2 separate regions of the Homo sapiens genome follow, and region 2 is linked to region 1. Evidence: chromatin loops called from intact Hi-C (ENCODE). Cell type or tissue: prostate gland. All regions are shown on one strand. Links, peaks and the distances in the headings refer to the core of each region. The heading gives the core; the rest is flanking DNA.

Region 1 (2,925 bases), core at 306-2,805:
GGAATCTGGCTTATAACAGGACCAGTCCGATACAACATCTGGACTGGCTCCAGTACCTGGATCATACCTCACTTGTGGGCCAAAATCCAATTATTAAACACTTGTCATTTATATTTACTTTGTAATTTATTAAACATTTGTCATGTTCTTGCTGTGCTACCTATTTTCATATTCTATCTGACAATAACAGTTGACATTTTCTCTCAAGAAGTGGAGAGAGCTGGAAAATTCAGCAAAGAAGGGTTAAATAACTTTTCCTTTAGCCAGTGCTTTCAAAGATGCCCCAACCCTAGAATTACAGATACCACTTAGGCTACTAAGCTAGGCTGTTGTTTGAAACTGACCTACTTCTGTCATCCTCCACAGTTGTCTTAATGGGAGGCAATTTATGCCCCACATTTACTGTAGTGCTTGCAGAAGGCATCAAGCTCTACAAAGCTTCATGCTTGTCCTTAAAAGTTAATTGGGAGCATCAGGGGAGGAGTGAGTGCTGGGAACAGCTATTTCCATTTCCCAGAACAGTAGTTGAATCCTCTCATCTTTCCAGGGTAATTTTAGGAAAACCTCAGTCATTTACTCTACTTTCATTGCCTAGATTTTAGGTTTTCAGTACTTTGAAATGACAGCTTTTCAAAAAGATACTACCTAAAGAGAAATGAGATGTAGATTTAAACAAAAGATGAATATTGAAGTAATCCATTTAAGATAATAGCTGAAAATATTTATTCCGTTATTATGTCTTTCACTGGATTTTATTTCATCTGAAAATGTTAGATAGAGGAGACTCTGGATTTGGAAACTGGACCCCAGAGTGGTGAAAGGACTTCCCAAGAGGTGGCCTTGGGACCAGGCTAAGAACTCAGTTCTCCTGACCACCCCTCTCTATGCCACATTGTCCTGCTAGATCTAAACATGAGGAATGTTCACATGGATGATGTCACCAATTGACACCATCCAACATGGCTTAATAGAAAAACCATGGACTTGTAGCCAGGGAAATTCAAACTTAAGTCTTTATCTCACAAGGTTGCATGAACTAATTGAGGTAGCATGTGAAGCACCTAGCGCAGAGCAGATGTTCAAGAAATTAGGTCCCACACGGGAATTACAACCTGAAGACACATTCTAAAGGTAGGAAAGTTTGTCACTAATTCTTTCTCGCCTTCTCTTCCTGTTGTCTAGCTGGTGCTATGGGTGGGTGCATGGAGTCTTCAGGCTGCCCTCAGAATACCTAAAGTTTTCTCAATACAGTGTATGTCAAACTTCATTCCATGCATCATCCCATTCTGTGCCTGTTTTTCATTTAAATTAAGGGTCTTTGGACCATTCCTGCTGGCTTTGCTAATCTTATAAACTGATGTTTATGAAAATGGTAATAACTAAAGCTAGATAATGTCTTAGAATGTCAAGTCTTCAGTTAAAGATACTTGATCTCATTAGAGTAGTCTTCCCAGTCTTACTTTTTACTGATCTCCTCTACCTTTTTCAGTATGAAAAGTCTTCTTCATAACAGGGTATTCAGGATCAAAAGTAGGAGTTAAAAGGTTCTGGTTTTCTCTGTGACATTTATCAAACTCTGCACCATGAGTCACTCCCAGCAATGAGCTTGTCTGCTGCTTTGTTGTCTTGCCTTTTGATGTTTCTGTTACATTTAAAATATAAAATAAATGTATTATTTTCTTAGAATATATTTATTATTTTAATAACTAAGGTAATATATGTTCATTATTTAAAATTCCACATACATAGAAGGCTACAGAAGAGAGTGAAAACTCTCCTGTGTTTCCACTCTACCTCCCCCATTTTAAAATTTGGGTAACTACCACCAGCTGTTTCATATGTATCTTCTTCCCAGAACTGTATTTTACACCTGAACCAGTATATCTTTTTTTAAGTTTAAAAATCAATCAGTTTGTATTTTTATCAAATAATGGTTTACAAAGCCAAACAACTAAAAAAGACAAAATTTTTTAAAGAGCACTTTCTCAGTCACCATCACCACCACCTCCTGATAGCCAGGGGGACTGCCCTTAACTCCTAACTCTTAGTTTCTGTTATTGTCTTCGTGTCTCAAAATGGTGTGCTTTTACTCTTTTTTTCTTGATTTGTCGATTGTATTATCTTCTATTATGGTAGGTAAAAATCATGCTGTCTTAACATTCCCACATCATTTTTCTCCCATCCTTTCAACAGTTATATAACCCAATTTTTTGATAATTCACTGTTTACACTATTTAACAATGTAAATATTGTTCATTGATGAGCAGCTGTAATTTCGTTTATTTTTTTGGTCAACTTTTTTTCCCACGAGTTAATTGCCTTACATTTTAATTTTCTTTGTTTCTTTGTGTGTGTATATCTCTAGCTGATTCTTTTCTAATTCACTGACAGATCTATGAAATCTTTCAAAACACGGTCAACATATAAGATAATATATCAGTTCCATTTTGTTCATTTTAAATCAGAGATCTCCCTTTTGGCTTTGTCTTTTCTAATCAGGACTGGTTGTTCCGTTGCATTTTATACATTTGTCATCCTGGGACCTTGCTTCACTGCTGCCCCAGGAGTTCATTTACATCTTTCTTGTGTTGAGTTCCCTGTTTCTAGATCCTATGTTGTTTTCTTCCTTGGCTTATTTCCTTGTTTTACTAGGACATATCCTTCTGTAGCTTTCTGAGTAAGGATCCAAGGAACCCTTGGAATAATTTTTAAATTCCATTCATGTCTAAAAATATCCCTATTCTGCCCTCTAACTTAATTGATATTTTGGCTGGGTATAGACTCAGATATAAATCATTCTGAAAACACTATTTCATAGTCTTCCAATGATCCCTTTCAAAAAATCCATGGCTCTTCGGCTTCCTTATTCTTTATATGTGACCTATTTTCTATGAAAAGTTTTTAGAATCTTTTATTTATCTAAGA
Region 2 (2,925 bases), core at 131-2,630, 84 kb after region 1:
TGCTGGGATTACAGGCATGAGCCACTGCACCTGGCCTTTGATACATCTTAATGTGTGATTTTAAATTTTAATCACATGGTAAAATAAAGAGCCCAAATAACCCTTAATATTCTTGTAAATATTTAAAAACTGGAATCAAATACTGAAAAACCATCAAATAAATAGAAACTGTGGGATATTGTACAAGTGGCCTGAATGTGTCAAAAAAAAAAATCAATGGCATGAGAAACAACAAAAGGCAGGAGGACTGTTCTAGATTAGACTGAGAACCAAATCCAGTGCACAAACCCTGATCATATCCTAGATTAAAATAATAAACAGCCATAAAAAATATTTTTGAGACAACTTGGTGTATTTGAATATGGATTGTACGTTATATTATGGAATTTTACATTTCTCAGTGTAATAATAATATCGTGTGTTTATAAGAGAATGCACTTATTTTAGGCAGTGTTGGTTGAATTATTTAGAGGAGAAGAGCCGTGATGTTTGCAACTTACTTTCAAATCATTTAGTGAATTCATATTTTCAGAGAGTAAAAAGATAAAGCAGATATGGGGGAAAGTTAACAACTGGTGAATCTAGGTAAAGAGTTTACAACTGTTCATTATATCATTATTGCAAATTATCCGTATGTTTGAAAAACCTCCAAATAAAAAGTAGGGAAAACCTTCATCATAGAGTTACAGCACATAGAGCTGAGAAACTGATTTTTTCTTTATTTTTTTAGAAGTATTTTGAGAAATGACCGTTACCGAGGAAGAGTGTTACACACGAGCATACTCATTAATAAAATGTCTCTAATAGAGAAAATACTCTCTATTGCAGAGAGCTCCCCTTCTCCATGATCCCTAAGCCTGTGGGGCACATCACAGCACTATTAGGCTGTGTCCTTTTAAGTGTATTGATAGACCCATCTCCCTGACAGGACTGGAAGTTCCATCAGAAAAGAGTTCAAGTCCTACCCATCTCTCTGACCCCAGCTGCAGATTCTAATAAACATTTGTGAAAGATGGAAAGAAGGTATGATTGATAGACAGCAGTTGCCAGGGTAGTTTGGAAGACAGCCTTAAAACCAAACTCAGTATTTGAAACCAGAAATAATCCTGGACTTGGTTGCATGCCACCGGAGAAGAGCTTGTGCCCGCCTGGCCGGCTCAGCTGCTTTTATGCTCAGTGGGGTCATTAAACTTGTCAGACTTGTTTGCACTGGCAAGCAGGTCATTGGAGCCAGTTCCTCATAAGGCACTTAGCGACTTCAGGGTCCCATTGCAGTGCATTACACACAAAATGAGCAAAAAGCCAAAGAAAATAAAGACAGTGGCCAGAGGGAAACTACGTCACTCTTTTAAATAATCATCCAAACAGAAACAAAAATCACTGACACTGAAAAGCCATCTTTTAGTTTAATTATGTAATCATTCACCAAGATCTCTTTGCTCTCCAAATTTTACCAAGCAAGCACTAGAATGTTCGACCTTATTAGCAGGATCCTTATTTCTTCTATTTTTTTCAGATTCAACTAAATAATCTTGATACAGGTACAGGTTTTTCTGACAAGTTGGCTCTCAATAATCAACTGATGCCATATCAAAGAGAGACAGCTTATAAAAAGAACAGGTTCAGGAGAACTTTAACATAAAGATTCTTCTATGTCCTCACAAAATTTGGTAAGTTTGCTGCATCTAAATAGTTTATGAATACAAGCATTTTTAAAAAAAAAAACCTATTTGACCACAGATCCTTAAGTAGTAACTGAAGACACAATCAAGATCATCTGGGAAGGAAAGACGATTTGGCAGAATGTCAGACCAAAACAGGATCCCCACGTTGCTGAAAAGACCCATTTGCTCATTTATATTAAGTGTAACTACTGCCTGGTCCATGTTCAGCTTATTCTTGTGACAAACTAGGAAGAATCTGATGGCCATTTACCATTATCCTTTCTTGCAGAAGTTGATAAAGTAGGTATTGAAATATCAGGGCACTGTAAAATAATCATAACTAGACCTCAAGGTATTATATTTTTCCTATCACTAACACTTACTTCTTCATTTCTCATAGGTGAGGTTCATTAGCCATGGTTTTTATGTTTTTTTTTTTTTTTGAGATGGAGTCTCCCTCTGTTGCTCAGGCTGGAGAGTGCAATGGCACAATCTCGGCTCACTGCAGCCTCCACCTCTGGTGTTCAAGCGATTCTCCTGCCTCAGCCTCCTGAGTACCTGGGATTACAGGCACCCACCACCATGCCTGGCTAATTTTGTATTTTTAATAGAGACGGGGTTTCACCATGTTGGCCAGGCTGGTCTCGAACTCCTGACCTCAGGTGATCCACCCGCCTTGGCCTCCCAAAATGCTGGGATTACAAGCGTGAGCCACATGCCTAGCCTAAGCCATGATTCTTTTGATTGCAAGTGACAGAAACTCAATCTACACTGGCTTAAACAAACAAGGAAATTTCTTGGCTCAGTTAACTGGGAATATGGGGTTCATATCAGGGGACCAAATCAGGACATGACTGTCTTCCTCACTCTGCTTCTCTTTGCTTGTATCTTTGCTGGTGCCACACTCAGGTAGAACTGTTCCATGTATTTGCAAAGATGACCATGAGCAGCCCCAGGTTATTTTATATTTTAAACTAGACATCCTAAAGAAAGGAGGACACAGGCTGGGCGCGGTGGCTCACGCCTGTAATCCCAGCACTTTGGGAGGCCGAGGCAGGTAATCACCTGAGGTCGGGAGTTCGAGACCACCTGACCAACATGGAGAAACCCCATCTCTATTAAAAATACAAGTTAGCCGGGCATGGTGGTGCATGCCTGTAATCCCAGCTACTCGGGAGGCTGAGGCAGGAGAATCACTTGAACCGGGAGGCACACAGGCAGAGTGTTATCTGCTGATGAGGGCATCAGCATCACCTGGGAA

What was found. Hi-C counts contacts between places; a loop is a spot of excess contacts. Peaks named below come from ENCODE experiments on the same cell type or tissue, not always from the same donor. Only the 100,000 strongest peaks of a DNase experiment are listed, where the experiment ranks them.
Region 2: it touches region 1 in a loop (2.7-fold over the local background); 15 of 110 quality-filtered maps call a loop at or near these places.

What each region holds. Positions count from the first base shown.
Region 1 is chr9:77,745,977-77,748,901 of GRCh38, reverse strand. All of the region lies in intron 5 of GNAQ (G protein subunit alpha q), which reads left to right. Among named protein-coding and RNA genes, the nearest start is that of GNA14, 99 kb to the right of the region's middle. In prostate gland, for the core only: no CTCF peak of the experiment used is centred there; no DNase peak of the experiment used is centred there.
Region 2 is chr9:77,662,237-77,665,161 of GRCh38, reverse strand. No RefSeq gene overlaps it. Among named protein-coding and RNA genes, the nearest start is that of GNA14, 15 kb to the right of the region's middle. In prostate gland, for the core only: no CTCF peak of the experiment used is centred there; a DNase peak (open chromatin) is centred at 1,171; H3K27ac peaks cover 711 bases.